2 separate regions of the Homo sapiens genome follow, and region 1 is linked to region 2. Evidence: read pairs that join two places in POLR2A ChIA-PET (ENCODE). Cell type or tissue: PC-9. All regions are shown on one strand. Links, peaks and the distances in the headings refer to the core of each region. The heading gives the core; the rest is flanking DNA. Region 1 has its middle 11 kb from the start of TRIM63. Region 2 has its middle 23 kb from the start of PDIK1L.

Evidence for each region. Peaks named below come from ENCODE experiments on the same cell type or tissue, not always from the same donor. Only the 100,000 strongest peaks of a DNase experiment are listed, where the experiment ranks them.
Region 1: POLR2A ChIA-PET joins it to region 2 with 7 read pairs; 7 of 35 experiments call an interaction of 5 or more read pairs at or near these places.

What each region holds. Positions count from the first base shown.
Region 1 is chr1:26,073,757-26,084,373 of GRCh38, reverse strand. No RefSeq gene overlaps it. Among named protein-coding and RNA genes, the nearest start is that of TRIM63, 11 kb to the right of the region's middle. RefSeq lists a silencer at 4,982-5,158. In PC-9, for the core only: no CTCF peak of the experiment used is centred there; a DNase peak (open chromatin) is centred at 5,663; H3K27ac peaks cover 1,651 bases.
Region 2 is chr1:26,129,188-26,139,804 of GRCh38, reverse strand. No RefSeq gene overlaps it. Among named protein-coding and RNA genes, the nearest start is that of PDIK1L, 23 kb to the right of the region's middle. In PC-9, for the core only: no CTCF peak of the experiment used is centred there; no DNase peak of the experiment used is centred there.

The sequences.
Region 1 (10,617 bases), core at 4,314-6,813, 54 kb after region 2:
ACCATAGTGTGATAGGATCACACGCAAGCACTTTGAAAGTACTCAGACCTGGGCTCAAATCCCAGCTCTGCCATTCAGTTCATTTCACAGGGTCTGGGTTTATTGGTCTGTGTAGGGAAGTTGTGCCTTGCTGGTGGCTGAAGAGTAAGTGAGATGATGTTGGAGGTGACAACAGCTGGCACACAGTAGGTATTTGATGAGTGACAGTGCCTTGCCCTTTCCCTACCAATCTTGGGGAACTGTCTTGTTTTCCTCATAGCTTGGCTCGTTCTACTTAGGAAGCAGAGAGGTAGTTGAAGTTCTTGGGTAATCATTGACTCTCAAAATATCTCTCTGGGGGAACCAAGATCTCCAATATCCCTTTTCAAAGTATTTTAAACAGTTAGCTTAATTTGCAATCATAATGCTATCATTAACTGAGTGTTTATTACCTGTCAGTTACTTTGCTAAGTGCTTTATGTATTTTGTCTTCTTTCATCCTCATGACAACTCTATGAAAAAAGTTCCATTATCGTCTCCATTTTATAGTTCAGGAAACTGAGGCTCAGAAAAATGAATTGACTGGCTTAAAGTCACATAGCTAGTTAAAGGATGAAACTGGGACTTGAACCTACATTTATCTGGCACCAAAAACCTGAGTGCCTGATCACTAGACCATCCTGCCTCACAGCCTATCTGGCCAAAGTAGGGAGAGTCAACATGTTTCATTTCCTGCATGGCTAGAAGCTCAGAAAAGTGAGAGGTTTGTTCAGAGTCCCATAATGGACTGGACACTAAGCCAGGGTATGGTGGGTCTGGCCCCAGGTCCCAAACCTGCCCCAGCAGAGAAAACTGGGAGGTCTGAGACTTCAGGGCAGCTTGGACCTTCCTCCTAGAGCTGGACTGCCTCCCCAGAGCAACCGAGCCATAAACACAAGCAGCTCTTTCAACACGACACTGAGCCTGAGTCACTGAGTATTTATAGATGGGCCTCTTCTCCTCGCCTCAGCTTTGCCAGGATTTATCAGGTTCACCTGGGGTTTGGAGGGTGACAACCTGTTTATCATCCAAGGTGCCCAAGCAGGATGTTGGGACATTCTCCGAGAACGAGATCTGGAGTCCTGCCTGTGTTTAGACCTGGCCTGACCCCCCACACCCAGACTGAGGCAATTCTCCCTATCCAAGGTGTGCCCTCTTCTACCAAATACTCCCCATGCTTACCCCATCACAACCTTATATACCTAGGGAATTCATGGTCTCAGGTTAAAATGGGACAGAAATGCTGCTTCTTTCAGGAAGACATCCTGGATTGATCTAGGAAGGTTAAAAACTTTCCCTAACCCCACTGCTCTGAGGGAGTAAACTCTCTCATTGGTCAGATAATTAAATTAATCATAATAACATTTGCTAAGACTGGGAGGACAAGGTAGGAGGATTGCTTGAGGGCAAGAGTTCGAGACCAGCCTGGTTACATAGAGAGACCCTGTCTCTACAAAAAAAAATAAAAAGAATTACCCGGGTGTGGTGGCACATGCCTGTAGTCCCAGCTACTCAGAGGCTGAGGCAGGAGGATCACTTGAGCCCGGGAGGTTGAGGCTGCAGTGAGCTGTGACTGCATCACTGCACTTCAGCCTGGACAACAGAGACAGAGAGAGAGAGAGAGAGAGAGAGAGAGAGAGAGAGAGAGAGAGCCTGTCTCAAAAAAAAGTAAAACAAACATTTTCTAAGGACATTCTATGTGCCAGATACTATGCTAAGACTTTTAACATTACCTTTTTGTTTTTTTTTTTAAAGATGGGGTCTTGCTGTGTTGCCCAGGCTGGAGTGCAGTGGTGCAATGACAGCTCACTACAGCCTCAAACTCCTGGGCTCAAGCGATCCTCCCGCTTCAGCCCCCTGAGCAGCTTGAATTACAGGTGTGTGCCACAGCACTCAGATTAACGTTATCTTTTTGAATCCTCACAATTTTATAAGTTAAATATTAATTTAACATCATCTTTATAGATAAGGAAACTGAGGCTCACAGAGGTAAAGTAACTTGCCCAAGCCACACGGCTTTCCTCCTAGTAAGTAGCAGGACTGTGCTCAAAATCTACGTTTTCCTTGGTTCAGTGGTCCAAGCTGTAGGTGACCTTGGACAAGTTACTTCACCTCTGAACTCAGTTTATCTGTAAAACAGAGACATTAATACCGACAGTTGTACAGACTGAATAAACCCAGTACACAGTAGGCTCCCAACTGCTGACTGCTGTCCCACACCTGATAAATTTGTTTGTTCTAAGTTGCTTAGGACAATCAGCCAGGCCACATCTGGCTCAACTCTGGGGACTTGAACCTGGGACCCAGGCTGTTCCAGCCACCCCTGCTCCTCTGCCCCTACTCTTTCCATCTCCTTAATAGCCATCATGTCCTGAGTGACTCAGAACACAGGGGCGGGGTGGGTGAAGGGGGCTGGGGAAAGTAGGGTGGTGAGTGAATAGGGGGATTGGGGGTGGTTGTGTACAGAGGCACAGTAGATAGACCTGGCTCTCGCTCCTGGGATCTATTTTGGATGGGGCCAGCCTCCAGGCTGCTGGAAGCTGGAGGTGGAGGTCAGTGCTGAGTTAACGGAGCGGCTCTTGGAGCCAGATTTAGTGGTTGAGTTCTGACCACAGAGGGTGGCTTAGCTGCGGGCACTGGGCCAAAGCCACTTCTGTGATTCCTGCCGTGGGGTTCTGGGTCTTTGTACAGGGCACCATGCTCCTTTCTACTGTCTTTACCACACCCTCCCCAGCCCAGTACAGAGCCTCTAACTTGAGATTCAAACAGATTTGGGATCAAGGCCTGGCTGTTCCACCTACTAACAGTATGACCTTGGTGTCCTGAGGGTTTTGATGATTAATTGGGGTGTCCAGATAGGGCTGTCTTCCCCCCACTTCCCCCAACACCACTGGGGCCCATGAGGCCAGGGCTAATTCTCCTGTCTTCATCCTACCTCTCAGGGTCCATTCCCCCGGCCTTGACCTGGCTGTTCCAGGGCCCCCAGGGCTCGCCTTGCATGGTGCTTCCAGAAACTCTGATCCTAAGTGGCCCCTGGCCTACCCAGGGCTGTGCCAGGGCCCAGCTCTGACAGAGGTGAGGGCCCAGTTCTGCTCAGCTGTAGCTCAAGTTTCCTGCTGGGCCTCGTTAAATGGGCTTATTAAGGAGCCTTTAGAGGGCCTCATTAAGGAGCCCTGGCTCCTAGTTTTTAACAGTTTGGAGATTTCTTTCCATCCATTTTCTATGCCTGTACCACATATTTGTTACATACGTTTATTTAGATACCCATGTATAATATTTTTTAGAAGAATAGGATCAGATTATATTTAATAGGCGTGTGTTTTTCTGTTTGTGCCTAACAATATATTGCTGACATCTTTTGATATTGGTATTCAATATGGAAAGCTCAATGTCCATTGTTTTAAAATTGGAGGAATATTTATGTATATATATAAGCATTTATTTTTCTGCATGGACATTTGGAATGCTTATTGGGGTATGCTTTTTGTTGTTGTTATTGTTTAGTAAACTTTTTCTTCAAGTATAATATACATTCAGAAAAGTACACATTGCAATCCCAGCACTTTGGGAGGCTGAGGTGGGTGGATCACTTGAGGTCAGGAGTTTGAGACCAGCCTGGCCAACATGGTGAAACCCCATCTCTACCAAGCAATACAAAAATGAGCCTGTAGGTCCAGCTACTCGGGAGGCTGAGGCGGGAGAATTGGTTGAACCTGGGAGGTGGAGGTTGCAGTGAGCCGAGATTGCGTCACTGCATTCCAGCCTGGGTGACAAGAGTGAAACCCTGTCTCAAAAAAACAAAATAAGTACACAATTCCTAAGTGTACAATTCAAGGCATTTTCACAGAGTGAGTATACCTGCATCACCCACACCCAGGTCAAGAAACAGGCCATCACCAGCACTCGCAGGGGCTCCATGCTTCCTTCTGGCCTCCTCAAGGATAACCACCATCCTGAATGCTGACAGCTCAGATTCGTTTTGCCTTTTTCAAAGTTTATATAAACAGAATTATACAGGATGTCCTCTTTTGCTTGACATTCTATTTATGAGCTTCCCTCATGTTGTTACGTGTGGCAAGATTTGTTTATTCTAATTCTGTATAATATTCCACTAGGTGACTATACGGCAATTTATTTATTTGTCCCATTGATGGACATTTGGGCTGTTTCCAAGGTTTTGCTACTGCAAACAAAATTGCAAAAACGTCCTGGTGTGTAAATAGCTCTCTATATCTGCATATCTGTATCTATCTATCTAATTATATCTTTCTGTTATCTTTCTAGTCTTTTGATAAGATAGAGTCCTCAGAATATAATTGCTGAGTCACATGTATGTATTGTTAACATTTTTCTTTGTCAGATTGCACTCTCCTGCTCCCCCAGGGCCAAGAGCAGTGCCAGTGCCCATGTCCCTACCCCTCACCGAGCTTGGATATTATTAATCTTTAATACTTTTGTCTATTGGATCAAAGAAAAATCAGATTTTATTGTGGTTTTAATGTGATATTTTTAAATTAGTGGGGATAAGCACTTTTTTTCGCTTTTGTTTTTGGGGACATTGACATTTATTCTTCTGTGAATTGCCATTTTATATCTTTTGCTTATTCTTAAAATTTTAACGTATTATGGATTTTGACATTTGGTCTTTTCATGTTTCTAGTGTTTTCCCCCCACCAGCTTTGTTTGTGAAGCAACTGCTGTTTTAAATATAGTTTGTTTTCCTCCTGCTCACTGTTTATGATCTGGATAGTCCCTGAGGGTGTGTGTGGCAAACCCCAGGTTCAAGCTGTGGGGGTGGGGAGCGGCAGGCCAGGTGGGGTGGGCAGCTGAGCCCCCAAGACTGTCTCCCAGGGGTATAAACAAAGGAACATCTGGGCCAGCACTGAATCCTTGGACTTGGAGTTTGCCCCAGAGGCTTCCCCCAGTCCTGTTTCCAAGTCTTCCCAGTGGCACGTAGGGCCTCACTGTCAGTGAAAAGAGCCTCTCACCCAGCAAACGGGCCAGGCGGGAATCAGGGGGCGCCAGGGCCTGTGTTTGTCCCGGAGAAAGAGGGAAAGGTTAAGAACAAGGGCTAAACAGTCAGCGCTCTGAAGTCAAATCCTGAACCCTCTGAGTGCAAAGCCTCATGAGTCTGCTAAAATCCCACAGCTTGGGTGGCTTAAACAACAGAAATTTACTTCTCACAGTTCTGGAGGCTGGCAAGTCCAAGATCTAGGTGATTTTATTCTGAGTTCTCTTCTCTTGCCTTGTAGGTAGCTACCCTCTTGCTATGTGTTCACATGGTCTTACCTTGGTGTGTATGCATAGAGAATGGGAGAGAGAGGCAACCGCCCAACAGGTTCACCTTGCCCACTGCCTAGGCAGAGACAATTTATCAAGACAGGGGAATTGCAATGGAGAAAGAATAATTCATGCAAAGTCGGCTGTGTGGGAGGCTGGAGTTTTATTGTTACTCATATCAGTCTCCCCAAGCATTCGGGGATCGGAGTTTTTAAAGATAATTTGGTGAGTAGGGGCTCCGGAAGTGGGGAGTGCTGATTGGTCAGGTTGGAGATGGAATCATAGAGGGGGTCAAAGTCAAGTTTTCTTGCTGTCCTCAGTTCCTGGATAAGATCGCAGAACTGGTTGAGTCAGATTACTGGCCTGGGTGGTGTCAGCTGATCCATCAAGTGCGGGATCTGCAAAATATCTTAAGCACTGATCTTAGGTTTTACAATAGTGATGTCCCCAGGAGCAATTTGGGGGAGGTTCAGACTTGGAGTCAGAGGCTGCATGACCCCTAAACCATAATTTCTAATCTTGTAGCTAATTTGTTAGTCCTACAAAAGCAGACTGGTCCCAACAGAAGAAGGGGGTCTTTTCAGGAAAGGGCTATTATCAATTTTGTTTCAGAGTCAAACTAAATTCCTCCCTAGGTTAGTTTGGCTTAAGCCCAGAAATGAACAAGGACTGCTTAAAGGTTAGAAACAAGACGGAGTTGGTTAGATCTGAAATCTTTCACTGTCATAGTTTCCTCAGTTATAATTTTTGCAAAGGCAGTTTCAGAGAGACATAGAGACAGCCACAGAAACAGAGAGAGAAGAAAGGAGAGCAAGCTTTCTTGTGTCTCTTTTCTTTTTTTTAAAGATGGGTCTCTCTCCGTGGCCCAGGCTGGAGAGCAGTGGTGTGATCATAGCTCACTGCAGCAGCCTTCAGCTCCTGGGCTCAAGAAATTCTCCCGCCTCAGCCTCCCAAGTAGCTGGGACTACAGGTGTGTGGCATTACACCCAGCTAATTTTTTTTTTTTTTTTTTTTTTGGTAGAGACAAGGTCTGTTCTATTGCCCAGGCTGGTCTTGAACTCCTGGGCTCAAGTGATCCTTCCACCTTGACCTCCCAAAGTGCTGGAATTACAGGTGTGAGCCACCGTGCCCATCTGCCCATCTGCTCAGCTGCCCAGCCTTATGTCTCTTCTTATAAGGGCACTAATCCCACTGGACCTACTTTCATGAACTCATCTAACCCTAATTACCTCCTAAAGGCCCCATCTTCAAATACCTTCACATTTGGGGTTAGGGCTTCCACATGTGAATTTTGGGGGAACACAAGTATTCAGTCCATCACAACACCCCAGTCCATTTCCTAGAAGTGTAACCTTAAGCAAGTCACCTAATCTCTGTGTGACTCAGTTTTCTCATCTGTAAAATGGGGATGGTAGTGGTATCAATGTCATGAATTAACACATGAATTAATACCTATAAAACACTTAGAACAGACTGTGATAGCCTCCAAGATACAGCTCAATAATTCTTGCCTCCTGGTAATCAGGTCCTGTGCAGTTGCCTCCCGTACTGTATCAGGGTTGGTCTGTGTGTCCAGTAGAATACAATGGAAATGATAGTGTGTGACTTCTGGGGCTAGGTCATAAAAGATAGTACCACTTTTGTCTTGCTCTTTTGGATCACTTGCCCTGGGGGAAGCCAGTGCCATGTTATAAGGATGCTCAAGCAGCCCTATGGAGAGGTATGTGTACTGAGGAACTGAGGCCTCCCACCAATTTGCCAACCATGAGTGTGCCATCTTGGTAGTGGATCCTCCAGCTCCAGTCAAGCATTCTGCTAAACTCAACTGCAGCCCCAGCCTATATATATATATATATATATATATATATATATATTTTTTTTTTTTTTTTTTTTTTTTTTTTTTTTTTTGAGACAGAGTCTCACTGTGTTGCCCAGGCTGGAGTGGCACTATCACAGCTTGCTGCAGTTTTGACCTCCTGGGCTCAAGCAATCCTCCTACCTTAGCCTCTTGAGTAGCTAGGACTACAGGCACGCAAAACCATGCCCAGGTAATTTTTTTTTTTTTTTGTAGAGACAAGGTCTCCTTGTGTTGCCCACGCAGGTCCCAAACTCTTGGATCAAGCAATCCTCCTGCCTCAGCCTCCCAAACTGTTGGGATTACAGGCGTGAGCCACCGCGCCCAGCCCCAGCCAACATCTTGACTACAACCTCCTTAGAGACCAGATCCAGAACCACCCAGCTTAGCTGCTCTTGAATTCCTGACCCATAGAAACTGTATGAGATAATAAATGTTTACTATTGTCTTAAGCTGCTACATTTTGGGATAATTTGTTATGCAACAACAGATGGTACGCAAGCCATGGGGTTACCCATACTAACTGTTCAGTAAATGCTAACCCGTGTTATTCCCAACTGTGATAATGTTAACAGCGTTTGTTAAGTGTCTGCCATGTGTCAAACGTGTGCTACGTGCCTGTGCAAATGGACTCCCACTTCTGTGCCATCAGTTTTCAGCAAGGCATAGAATGCTGGGGGAGGATAGTCACTAGGAACCCTTGACTCTCAGGATTAGAAATGCCCACAGACATCATTACTCTACCCAATTGTCATTTCATAGATGAGGAAACTCACACACACAGGTCACGTAACCTGCCCAAGATAAAAGAGCTGATATGTGAAGAAGTCAAAACTTGAACTCAGATCCATCCGTCCTGGGGCAGCCTCTTTGTTGCTCTGCACTCTTAGGTTCTTATAGTAAGGATTTATTGCATTTCACAGTTTATATGTTGCACAGTTTATAAAGCACTTTCAATACTTCATTTCAGGATCATCAGTGCAGAGCCCCCTCCTGACCCTACTTGCCTCCATTTGCCCTGGGGCAGTCCCTTTCTCTAAAGACCACCCACTCCCCAGAGCCTTTGTAGCTGTCCACAAGCATTATCTGGTCCTGGGGACAGTGGGAGGAGGCCTGTGTGGCTCCCAGCCCAGGCCATGAGTGAGTAGGTCCTGGGACATTCTGCTCCCCTTCTGTGGCATGCAGGCCAGGCCCAGTGGACTTTGCCCTGGCACTGAGGGCACTGCTTCATGTCCCAGACCCCATAGACCTGCCTCTGCCAACTGCTCCAGCTTTAGCCACTAGATCAAATGACCCATTGGTTTGATCCTGTGATTTGGGATGATTCTTCAATGAGGATGACATCAAAGCATGTGATACGGATCTTAAACCATAAGAAAAAAACAGTCCCTGTGCCACGCCTGTTCCACTTCCTGAGGGTGCTCCAAGCAGAGGCTTGAGGGGAAATGCAGAGCAAGGCAGGGCAGACCTCACACTCCTAGGGAGGAAATGAGGGAGAACAGGTACACACATGTGAAAAAGATCTGCTCCATGATGTACCAGGGAAGCACTTCCACAAGCCTGAACTATGTGGACATGAAAGGGGAGATGGACAGTTGTTTCCTCTCCAGCATCACCACCCCTTGGGCCTGTGTCATCACCGGAGCACTCCTCTGAGAACTTGGCCACTGGGGATGTGGAAGGACCATTCAGGATCATCTCCTGTAGATGCTCCATTTGGCAGATGAAGAAACTGAGGGTGGGTATGGTTTGCAGGGCATCACATTTCAGGTCTCCAACAGAGATGGAGATGGAACCCAGGTGTCTGGGCCCTAGGCCAGGGTTTTCTCCTCTGAACCAAGAGGCATCAAAAAAATCTCAGATCTCTGAAAAGTTCCCTTTCTAGAGACAATTAAAAAAAAAACAAAAACATAGGCTGGTAACGATGGCTCATGCCTGTAATCCCAGCACTTTGGGAGGCTGGGGCAGGCAGATCACCTGAGGTCAGGATTTAGAGACTGGCCAACATGGTGAAAACCCATCTCTACTAAAAATACAACAAATTAGCCAGGCGTGGTGGTGGGCACCTGTAATCTCATCTACTCGGGAGGCTGAGGCATGAGAATCGCTTGAACCCAGGAGGTGGAGGGTGCAGTGAGCTGAGATAGCGCCACTGCACTCCAGCCTGAGTGACAGACAGCAAGACTCTGTCTAAAAAAAGAAAAAGAAAAAGCATAGACTTTGAGGGTTAAACAGGCCTGTTGCAGCTTTGCCTACATGAGCTGTGGGTCTTGGGGCAACTCCATACCCTAAACTGTGCCTCATCTGTGAAATGAGGACAATAAGTATGACATGTATACTTGAAAATTGCTAAGAGAGTAGATTTTAAGTGTTCCCACCATGAAACAATAAGTATGTGAGGTCATGCATATGTTAAATAGCTTGATTTAGCCATTCCACAATATATACATATATCAAAACATCATGTGGTACACCATAAATATATGCAATTTTTACTTGTCGATTAAAAAAATTTAAGGATAACCTATTTATAGTTGTTGTGAGGACTGAATAAAATAGTGCCTCAAAACTCTTTGTAGATGCCCAGCCACTTGCAAGCACTGAAATCAATAAAACACAGCATTATAATTGCTATTACCCTCTACCTCCCCTTTTTCCTTGCCAGGCCTAGACCATTCTCCCTGATGCCTTGCCTGTCTTCTACCCAGCTGGGACCCTCTTGGGCACTACAGCTTCCTACACTCATGACACAGACTTTGGGAGCAATTCTAAATGACAGGTCTGTTGCTTAGCTGGGTGACTTTCTACAAGTCACTTAAGCTTCAGTGCCTGATATATAAAAATGAGAATCATAATACCCAGAATAATTCTCTGATAAATCAATGGCACAGAAGAATGAGAGGGATGACAGTTGTTACAGTTTAAAAGAGATCCATGAGACAAAAACAACAGAGGTCTCAGCCTGAGTAACGGAGTGAGACCCTGTCTCAGAAAAAAAAAAACTTTAATTATTGTTTGTTAACATAATGGCATGGTGATTATGTAACAAAAATCCTTATCTATGAGAAATGCATATTGGAGTATTTATGGGTGAAATGACTTAATGTCTAACATTTTCTTTAAAATATTTTAGAAAAGGCTGGGCACGGAGGCTGAGGCAGAGAATTGCTTGAACCCAGGAGGTGGAGGTTGCAGTGAGCCAAGATTGCACCACTTCAGCCAGCCTGGACAACAGAGTGAGACTCCTTCTGAGAAAAGAAAAGAAAAGAAAAAATAAGAAAAGAAAAGAGGCTGGGTGCAGTGGTTCACGCCTGTAATCCCAGCACTTTGGGAAACCAAAGTGGGAGGATCACCTGAGGTCAAGAGTTTGAGACCAGCCTGGCCAACATAGTGAAACCTTGTCTCTACTAAAAGTAAAAACAAAATTAGCTGGGCGTGATGGCGAGTGCCTGTAATCCCAGTTA
Region 2 (10,617 bases), core at 5,468-7,967:
GAGGTTGAAGTGGGAGGATTACTTGAGTCCAAGAGTTTGAGACCAGCCTGGGCAACAGGCTGTCTCAAAGACCTTGTCTCTACAAACAACAAAATTAACTGGGTGTAGTGGCACAAACCTGTAGTCCCAGCTACTTGGGAGGCTGAGGTGGGAGTATTGCTTGAGCCTGGGAGGTCGAGGCTGCAATGAGCTGTGATTGTGCCACTGCACTCCAGCCTAGGTGACACAGCATGACCTGTCTCAAAAAAAAAAAAAAAAAAACAAACCAAAAAGTATCTAACAAAGTAGCCAGGTACAGTATTAGTCCCAGTTACTCGGGAGACTGAGGTGGGAGGAGTCCATCCTTGGCAACACAGGGAGACCCTGTCTCCAAACAAACAAACAAACAAACAAAAAGCTAACAAAGTGCCTGGCACATAGTAGGGCTTATTTTCTTGAGAGGCAATTTTCCTTTTGCCATTTCAAGATTGCAGTGGGACTTTATGTACTGGAGGCTTCACTTGTCCCGATGGAGAGACAAATGTTTCACTTTTCAAGTCTCAAGGGCAATGAAATAGCTCAAAGTGTTGAAAGACAGGAGAGTGATCCACCCCTTCTACCTCAACAAAAGTGGTATTTCCTCAGACTAGAGGAAATAGGTGGTTGATTCTGTGAGAGCTAAGATCAAGCAGTGACCCCTGACAGCAAGACTTCTGATGAGATGGAATAGAATGAAAGTCCTAGTGAGTGTTTGTAGGGCGTGAAGAGGGCTCCATGAACAGGAAATACAAGCTCATGTGGACTTGGTCAATAAGCATCTCAGTGGAGAGTTGGAATACCAGAGGCCCTTCTCCAAGCTTTGTGGATATTCTAGAGAGGATTAAGAGCCCCTTAAGGCATGGCTGTGTTGGAAAGATAAAGAAATGTGATGTTTCTTAAACCTTGGTGTCTTATGGCAAATTTATAATAATACACGTATATGTTAGCCTTTAATTTTTCTGCTAATTGTAACTTGCGTGTTTTGTTTTCTGAGCTGAGGGCAGGGGCTGTGTGACATTTCTTTGTGGCTCCCATATCTTTTCACTAGTAATTTTTCATGAACGGATAGAATCACTGAATTTTAGAGGTGGAAGTGCACTTGGAAAGTACACCTGGTTAGTGCTGATAGTGATTAATTATTGTGAAGGCCAAAGACCCCAATCTATTGAAGCCTTTTGGTCCTATGCTCTTTTTTTTTTTTTTTTTTTTTTTTTTTAAGGAGGAGTCTCACTCTGTCTCTTAGTCTGGAGTGCAGTGGCGCGATCTCAGCTCACCGCAACCTCTGCCTCCCGGGTTCAAGCTATTCTCCTGCCTCAGCCTCCCGAGTAGCTGGGATTACAGGCGTGCACCAACACGCCCGGCTAATATTTTTTTTTTTTTTTGAGAAAGAGTTTTGTTCTTTCACCCAGGCTGGAGTGAAGTGGCACAATCTTGGCTCACTGCAACCTCTACACCTCAGGTTCAAGTGATTCTCCTGCCTCAGCCTCCCAAGTAGCTGGGATTACAGGCCCGTGCCACTATGCCTACCTAATTTTTGTATTTTTAGTAGAGATAGGGTTTCTCCATGTTGGCCAGGCTGGTCTCAAACTCCTGACCTCAGGTGATCCACCTGCCTTGGCCTCCTAAAGTACTGGCCTCCTAAAGGCAAAAGCCACTGCATCCAGCTTTTTTTTTTTTTTTTGGACAGTGTCTTGCTGTGTCGCCCAGGCTGGAGTACAGTGACACAATCTCGGCTCACTGCAACCTCCACCTCCTGGGTTCAAGCGATTCTCCTGCCTCAGCTTCCTGAGTAGCTGGGATTACAGGCGTGCGGCCCCACGCCGGCTAATTTTTTGTATTTTTAGTAGAGACAGGGTTTCACCGTATTGGTCAGGCTGGTCTTGAACTCCTGACCTTGTGATCTGCCTGCCTCGGCCTCCCACAGTGTTGGGATTACAGGCGTGAGCCACTGCACCCAGCCCAGTCTTATGTTCTTAAAGGAAATCCTGAAGTCAAGAAATTTCACCTGTAAGGACTGGGCCTAGGCTGAAAGGCAGGCCTTAGATAAACATGAAATTTAACCCCAAACAATACATTATTTTCCACAGTCCACTGTAGCCCACAGGCACTGATATTCCTTTAGGAAAGACTAGAAGAACCAACTATCCTCCCCCATCTGGTAGCATTGATATAATTAGAGTGGAGCGGTTGAGGGCCCACAAGGTCTCTCATTAGCTTCAGGAAATCCTGCCACAAAACTGGGAGAAGCAGGGCCCAAGTCAAGACTCTGGAGCACACTAGTGAGTTTGTGAGCCAGCTGGAGCAGGATGAGAGCCCTGGCAGACACAGGGCTTTGTGTTCTGACATGTAGGCCTGGACCAGAGTGGTTGCCTCCTCCAGGGGACAGCCGATCAACTCTAGCCTGCCTTGGGCCAATCCGTGACTTTGCTCTCTGATCCCTTTGTTGCCCATTCTTTTTTTTTGTTTCTGTTTTTGTTTTTTTTTGAGACATAGTCTCACACTGTCGCCCAGGCTGGAGTGCAGTGGCGGGATCTCGGCTCACTGCAGCCTCCACCTCCCAGGTTCAAGCGATTCTCTTGCCTCAGCCTCCTGAGTAGCTGGGATTACAAGCGCCCACCACCACACCCAGCTAATTTTTTGTATTTTTAGTAGAGACGGGGTTTCACCACGTTGGCCAGGCTGGTCTCGAATTCCTGACCTCCTGATTTGCCTGCCTCAGCCTCCCAAAGTGCTGGGATTACAGGTGTGAGCCACTGCGCCCAGACTTTTTTTTTTTTGGAAACAGAGTTTCGCTCTTGTTGCCCAGGCTGGAGTGCAGTAGCGGGATCTTGGCTCACTGCAACCTCTGCCTCCCGGGTTCAAGCAATTCTCCTGCCTCAGCCTCCTGAGTAGCTGGGATTACAGGCGCCTGCCACCATGCCCGGCTAATTTTTTGTATTTTTAGTAGCGTTGGGGTTTCATCATATTGGCCAAGCTGGTCTCAAACTCCTGACCTCAGGTGATCCACCCGCCTCGGCCTCACAAAGTGTTGGGATTACAGGTGTGAGCCACCGCATCTGGCCCAGATTTTCTCTTATGTTGTCTTTTAGGTGTTTTGCATTTTACATTTAGGCCTGTGATCCATTTTGAGTTAATTTTTGGGAAGTATATAAGGTCTCTGTCTAGATTCTTTTTTTTCTTCATGTAGAGGCCCAGTTGTTCCAGCACCATTTGTTGAGAAGACTGTCTTTGCTCCATTGTATTGCTTTTGTTACCTTTGTCAAATTCAGTTGATGGTATTATATAGGTCTATTTCTAGGCTCTCTATTTTGTTCCATAGATCTATTTGTTTATTCTTTTGCAAATACCACACTGTCCTGATTACTGTAGGCTGATCGTTAAGTCTTGAGATTGGGTAGTGTCTGTACTCTGACTTCATTCTTCTTTGTTCAATTTTGAGTTGGCTATTCCGGGTCTTTTGCCTCTGCAAAATTCTCCTGCCTCAGCCTCCCGAGAAGCTGGGATTACAGGCGTGCACCACCACACCTGGCTAATTTTTGTAATTTTAGTAGAGACGGGGATTTCACCATGTTGGTCAGGCTGGTCTTGAACTCCTGACCTCATGATCCGCCTGCCTTGGCCTCCCAAAGTGCTGGGATTACAGGTGTGAGCCATCATGCCTGGCCAACTTCTTTGATATTTTTCCTCAGAGGTTTGTAGTTTTCTTCATGTAAGTCTTGTATACATTTTGTTAGATTTATACCTAAGTGGCTTTTTTGAGTAAACAACTTACATCAATTTAATGTAATTTATACACTTAATTTGTACAACTTAATGTAAATAGTAATGCATCTTTATTTTCAAATTCTGCTTGCTTATTTCTGATAGACTTTTGTACATTAATCTTGTATTCTACAACATTGCTATAACTGCTAATTAGTTCTAGGAGTTTTTGTTGTTGCTGATGATTCTTTTGGATTTTTCTACATAGACAATCATGTCATCTGTAAACAAATGGTTTTATTTCTTTCTTCCAAATCTGTATGCTTTCATTTCATTTTCTTGTTTTATTGTAATACCTAGGGCTTCTAGTATAATGCTAAAAAGCAGTGATGCCTTCTATTCCATTTCTGAGAGCTTTTTTAAAAATCATGAATGTGTGTTGGATTTTGTCAAATGATTTTTCTGTATCTATTGACATGATACTGTGATTTTTCTTGTATGGCTCATTGATGTGATAGATTGAATTAATTGATTTTCTAATATTGAACCAGCCTTCATACCTGGGATAAATCCCACTTGGTCATGGCATGTAATTCTTTTTTATACATTGTTGGATTCAATTTGCTAATATTTTGTTGAGAATTTTTGCATCTATGTTCATGAGGGAGCGGTATTAAGGTAATGCTGGCCTCATAGAATGAGTTAAGAGGTATTTCCTCTGCTTCAATTTTTTGGAAGAGTTTGTAGAGAGTTCGTATAATTTATTCCTTAAACATTTGGTAGAATTCACTGGTGAAACCATCTGGGCTGATGAATTCTGTTTTGAAGGTTACTATTTATTGATTCAATTTCTTTAATAAATATAGGCCTATTCAGACTGTGTTTCTTCTTGTATGAATTTTGGCAGATTATATCTTTCAAGGAATTGGCCCCTTTATCTAGGTTACCAAACTTGTGGGGATAGAGTTGTTCATAATGTTCCTTTATTCTCCTTTTGATGTCCATGGGGTCTGTAGTGATGTCCCCTCTTTTATTTCTGATATTAGAAATTTGTGTCTTCTTTCTTTTCTTTTTCTTTCTTTCTGGTTTTTTTTTTTTTTTTTTTTTTGAGACAGGGTCTCACTCTGTCACCTAGGCTGGAGTGCAGTGGCATGATCTCCGCTCACTGAAACCTTTGCTTCCTGGGTTCAAGTGATTCTCCCACCTCAGCCTCCCTAGTAGCTGGGACTACAGGTGCACACCACCACGTCTGGCTAAATTTTTTTTGTATTTTTGGTAGAAATGGGGTTTCACCATGTTATCTAGGCTGGTCTCAAACTCCTGGGCTCAAGTGATCCACCCGCTTCAGCCTCCCAAAGTGCTGGGGTTATAGGCGTGAGTCACCATGGCTGGCCTTCTTTCTTTTTTTCTTAGTTAGCCAGGTTAGAGGTTTGTTGATTTTATTGATCTTTTGAGTACTAGATTTTGGTTTCATTGATTTTGTCTGTTGATTTTCTGTTTTCAATTTTACTGATTTCTGCTCCAATTTTTATTATTTTTCTTTTGCTTACTTTGGATTTAATTTGCTCTTCTTTTTCTAGTTTACTAAAGTGGAAGATTAGACTATTGATTTTAGATTTTTATTCTTTCTAACAATGCCACAAATCTCCCTCTAAGCACTGCTTTCACTGCATCCCTCAAATTTTGATAAATTATATTTCATTTTCATTTAGTTCAAAATATTTTTAAAATTCTTTTGAAGTTTCTTTTTTGCGTGTGTTATTTAAAAGTGTGTTGTTTCAATCTCCAAGTATTTGGGGGATTTTCCAGGTACCATTCTGTTCATGTTTCTAGTTTAATTCCATTGTGGTCTGAATTTGCACACATTATGTGATTTCTATTCTTTTAAATTTGTAGAGGTGTGTTTTATGACCCAGAATGTGGTTAATCTTGGTGAATGTTCCATGTAAGCTGATAAGAGTGTGTAACCTGCTGTTATTGGATGAAGAAGTCTATAGATGTCAATCATATCCAGTTGATTGAAGTGTTGTTGAGTTCAACTATGTCCTTACCGATTTTCTGCCTGCTGGATCTGTCCATGTCTGACAGAGAGGTGTTAAAGTCTCCAATTAAAATAGTGGATTCAGTCGGGCATGGTGGCTCATGCCTGTAATCCCAGCACTTTGGGAGGCTGAGGCGAGCGGATCATGAGGTCAGGAGTTCGAGACCAGCCCGACCAACATGGTGAAACCCTATCTCTACTAAAAAAAAAAAAAAAAAAAAAAAAATTAGCCAGGCGTGGTGGTGCGCACCTATAATCCCAGCTACTCAGGAGGCTGAGGCAGGAGAATCGCTTGAACCCGGGAGGCGGAGGTTGTGGTGAGCCGAGATCATGCCATTGCGTCTCAAAAAAAAAAATAGTGGATTCATCTACTACTCCTCTAACTCTTGGGCTCAAGCGATCCTCCTGCCTCAGCCTCCCAAGTAGCTGGGATTACAGGTGCAAACCACCACACCTGGCTGCCTACTCTTATTTATTCATTTTTGAGACAGAGTCTCACTCTGTCACCCAGGCTGGAGTGCAGTAGTGCAATCTCGGCTCACTGCAGCCTCTGCCTCCCGGGTTCAAGCAATTCTTCTGCTCAGCTAATTTTTTGTACTTTTAGTAGAGATGGGGTTTCACAGTGTTAGCCAGGATTGTCTTGATCTCCTAATCTCGTGATCCGCCCGCCTCGGCCTTCCAAAGTGCTGGGATTACAGGTGTGAGCCACTGCGCCCAACGTTTCTTTCTTTCTTTCTTTCTTTCTTTTTTTTAAGAGACAAAGTTGGCTCTGTTGCCCAGGCTAGCCTTAAATTTCTGGATTCAAATGATTCTCCCACCTCAGCCTCCTGAGTAACTGGGACTACAGGCACATACCACTGCAACTGGCCCTCCATCACCTTTTTTTTGAAACAGGGTCTTGCTCTGTCACCCAGGCTGGAGTGCAGTGGCGTGATCATGGCTCACTGTGGCCTTGACTTTCAGGGCTCAAGCCTCAGGGCTCCCACCTCAACCTCCTGAGTAGCTGGGACTACAGGTGTGCACCACTGATGCAGGATAGGCATGCCCCAGAATTGGAGTTTAGCCCAGGAGGGTTGTTGGCTTCACCTAGGAAAGAATTCAATGGGAGCCAATGGCGGTAAACAGCAAGTTTTATTGAAGTAGCAGTGTACAGCAGCAGCAGAAGTACTGCTCCTTGTAGGGCAGGGCAGTGCCCAGAATAGCAGCTCAGAATATGTTCTTCACTCATATTTTTAGCCCACTTTTAATTATATGCAAATTAAGGGGTGGTTTATGCAGAAATTTCTAGGATAAGCATGGTAACTTCTGAGTCGTCAGGTCATTGCCATGGAAAGGGGTGGTAACTTCCAGGTGTTGCTATGACAACGGTAAACTGACATGGCACACTGGTGGGCGTGTCTTATGGAAAGCTGCTTCCATACAGGGACCTGTGTTAACTAGTCCTCAATTTGGTCTGATGTCCAAGCCCTGCCTCTGGAGTCGAGTTCTCCTACCTCACCACCACACCCAGCTATAATTTTTTAAATTTTTTATTTTGTAGAGATTGGGTCGCACTACATTGCCCAGGCTGCCCAGTGATTCTCAACCTAGGCCTCCCAAAGTGCTGGGATTATTGGTGTGAGCCACTGTGCCTGACCTCTCCATCACTTTTGAAGGACAACTTCACAGGGTACAGGATTCTAGGTTAGTGGGTTTTTTTCTCTCAACACTACACATTTTCCTACACTTGCTTCTTGCTTGCATGGTTTCTGAGAAGTTGAGTGTAATTCTTATCTTTACTCCTCTATAGGTAAGGTGCTTTTTTCTGTCTGACTTCTCTTAAGATTTTTTATTTTTGATTTCCTGAAATTTGAATATGTCTAGGTATAGTTTGAATATGTCTAGGTGTCATTTTGTGGGTTTTTTGGCATTTATCCTGCTTGGTGTTCTCTGAGTTTCCTGGATCTGTGGTTTGGTGTCTGACATTAATTTGGGGAAATTTGACTGGGCATGATGGCTCATACCTGTAATCCTAGCACTTTGGGAGGCCAAGGCAGGCAAATTGCTTGAGCTCAGGAGTTCAAGACTAGCCTGGACAACATGGCGAAACCCCATCTCTACAAAAAAATACAAAAATTAGCAGATGCCTGTAGTCCCAGCTACTAGGGAGGCTGAGGCAGGAGGATGGCTTGAGCCCAGGAGGCAGAGGTTGCAGTGAACCGAGATCGCACCATTGCACTCCAGTCTGGGTGACAGAACCAGACCCTGTCTCAAAAACAAAAAAACAAAAAAACAAAAAAATTGGGGGAGATTCTCAGTCATTATTACCTCAACTATTGCTTCTGTTCCTTTCTCTCCTTTTTCTCCCTGTCATAGTCCCATTACATGTAGGTTATACCTTTTATAGTTGGCCGACAATTATTTGATATTCCGTTCTTTAAAAAAATTTTTTTAGACGTTTTCTCTTTGCTTTTCAGTTTTGGAAGTTTGTTTTGTCATATGTTCAAGCTCAGAAATTCTTTCCTCAGCCATGTCCGGTCTGCTAATGAGCCCATCAAAAGCATTCTTCATCTCTATTACAGAGTTTTTGATTTCTAGCATCTTTTTGACCCTTAGAATTTCCATTTCTCTGCTTACATTATCCATCTGTGTGTGCATATTGTCTACTTTTTCCATTGAAGTCCTTAGCATATTAATCACAATTTAAAAAAAAATCCCTGGCCTGATAGTTCCAGGATTCTTGCCATAACTGACTCAGATTCTGATGATTGTTCAGACTTTTCAAATTGTATTTTTTGCTTTTTAGTATCCCTTGTACTTTTTTGTGAAAGGTGGATGGAATGTACTGGCTAAAGGAACTGCCATAAATAGGCCTTTAGTAATGTAGTAACATTTGGGGATGGTGGGTGTTCTATAATCCTATGATTTGGTCATGGGCTTTTCATAGGTGAGCCTGTGCCCTTGGACTGTGAACTTCACCAGTGCTTCTCTTGGTGAAGTTCCCTTAGGTGGTCAGGATGGCTAGAGGGGGCTGGAATACCCTCAGATAGGTTAGGGTCAGCTGATAAAACCACAACAGATGAGGCTGTGGTAAAATAGTTGCTCCTGAGGGTTGTCCTTGTTAAGAACAGAATGTTCAGGCAGGTTTCAAAATGGTTCCTTTCCCCCTCCCGTTAGCAGAAGAATGAGCACCTGTGAGGATCTGGCAGAGCTCCTGGAGGTAATAGTGTGGGGAGCCTCCTGTGATTGGGTCCCCCTGGGCTTTTTAACTCTCAGAGTTGACCATACTAAGCAATTCATCAATTACAGTTTAGGTTTTCCTACCCCTGCACCTTTTCCACACTAGTAAATTGTGATATTCTGTATCTACCAATGCATCTCTCCAATTACAGGGGCAGCAGTTTGCCCTGTGACCTCACTGCTCTGACATATCTAAGAAGAGTGGTTGATTTTTCCATGTGTTCAGCTTTTTAATTGTTGTTAGGATGGAGTGGTGACTTTTAGGCTCCTTTTGTGCCAAACCAGAAATTAGAAGTCCTAATTTTTTTTTTTTTTTTTTGAGTTGGGGTTTTGCTTTGTCTCCAGGCTGGAGTGCAGTGGTGCGATCTCGGCTCACTGCAGCCTCCAACTCCTGGGCTCAAGTGCTCCTCCCGCCTCAGCCTCCTGAATAGCTGGGACTACAGGCATGTGCCACCACACCAGAACCCCCAGCTAATTCCTTTTTTTTTTTTTCCCGGTAAAGATGAGGTCTCATTATGTTGCCCAGGCTGGTCTTGAACTTCTGGACTTAAGCAATCCTCTTGCCTTGGCCTTCCGAAGTGCTAGGATCACAGGCATGAGCCACTGTACCTGGCCCATTTCTAATATTTTTAATTGGCTGGCAGACATTTTGAATTTTATATTGTTGAGAAGTGGAATTTTTGGACTCAAGTATTTTTGAGCTTTGTTCTAGCACATTATGTTACTTAGAAAAAAATGTATTTTGTTAAATAAAATGTATAGGAGACCATTATTTTGGACTAGCCTCGTACACTAGCACTAGCAGACCGAGCCAAATCAGAATGGAGTCACTCATGCTGGGTGCCACATAATTAAACTGAACTCTGAAACAGGCCAGTCCACCCCCCACCCCGCTACCAAAAAAATACCCCCAGGAGATTCGCAGCAACCAATCAAAAGGGGCCCAGTTTACCTGAGCTGGCATGAAAATGAAGTTCCCTCTGTTTTTGTTGTTGTTGTTGTTTTTAATTTTTAAATTTTAATCTTTTTATTTATTTAGAGACTGGTTCATTTTTGCTAAATTGCTTGTCTTTCCGAGTTTCATAGCAGAGTTTTTGGTCTGTTTAAATTCATTATAAATAGACATTTAGGATGTCAGCTTCTGACCTCATGGACTGTGAGCTTACAAGTCCCCTGGTCTGTCACAGGCCATGCATATGAGGAATAAAAAATCAAAACATTTAAGTAATTTTGTTATAAAGAAATATAGTTATGCACCCCAAACACAGAAAACATTTCATTAAAAATTGGTCTTAGTCCTGCTGGGCGTGCCAGTGATTCTTTTAGGTTTGGACCTTGACTGAGAGAATTTCCAGTCGCTCTCTCCTCTCTGGGCAGAAGTTCCAGATCCTCTCTGGGCAGAAGTTCCAGATGATCTGATGGGCAGGGACTTAGGCTGTGTCCCCTGGGGGCTCTGGTCCACTAGTTGTTGGGACCGCCTGGGAGGGCGCAGCAACCCACTACGCCTGTGTCTGTTTTAACTCTATAAGGAAAGTAACTTTGAAACAACCAGACAATTTTCTGTTCTCTGTTTCTGCTTTTCTCAGGCCTTTTCTGTCTATAAAACCATACTTTTCTGCTTGGCTTATCGGAATACT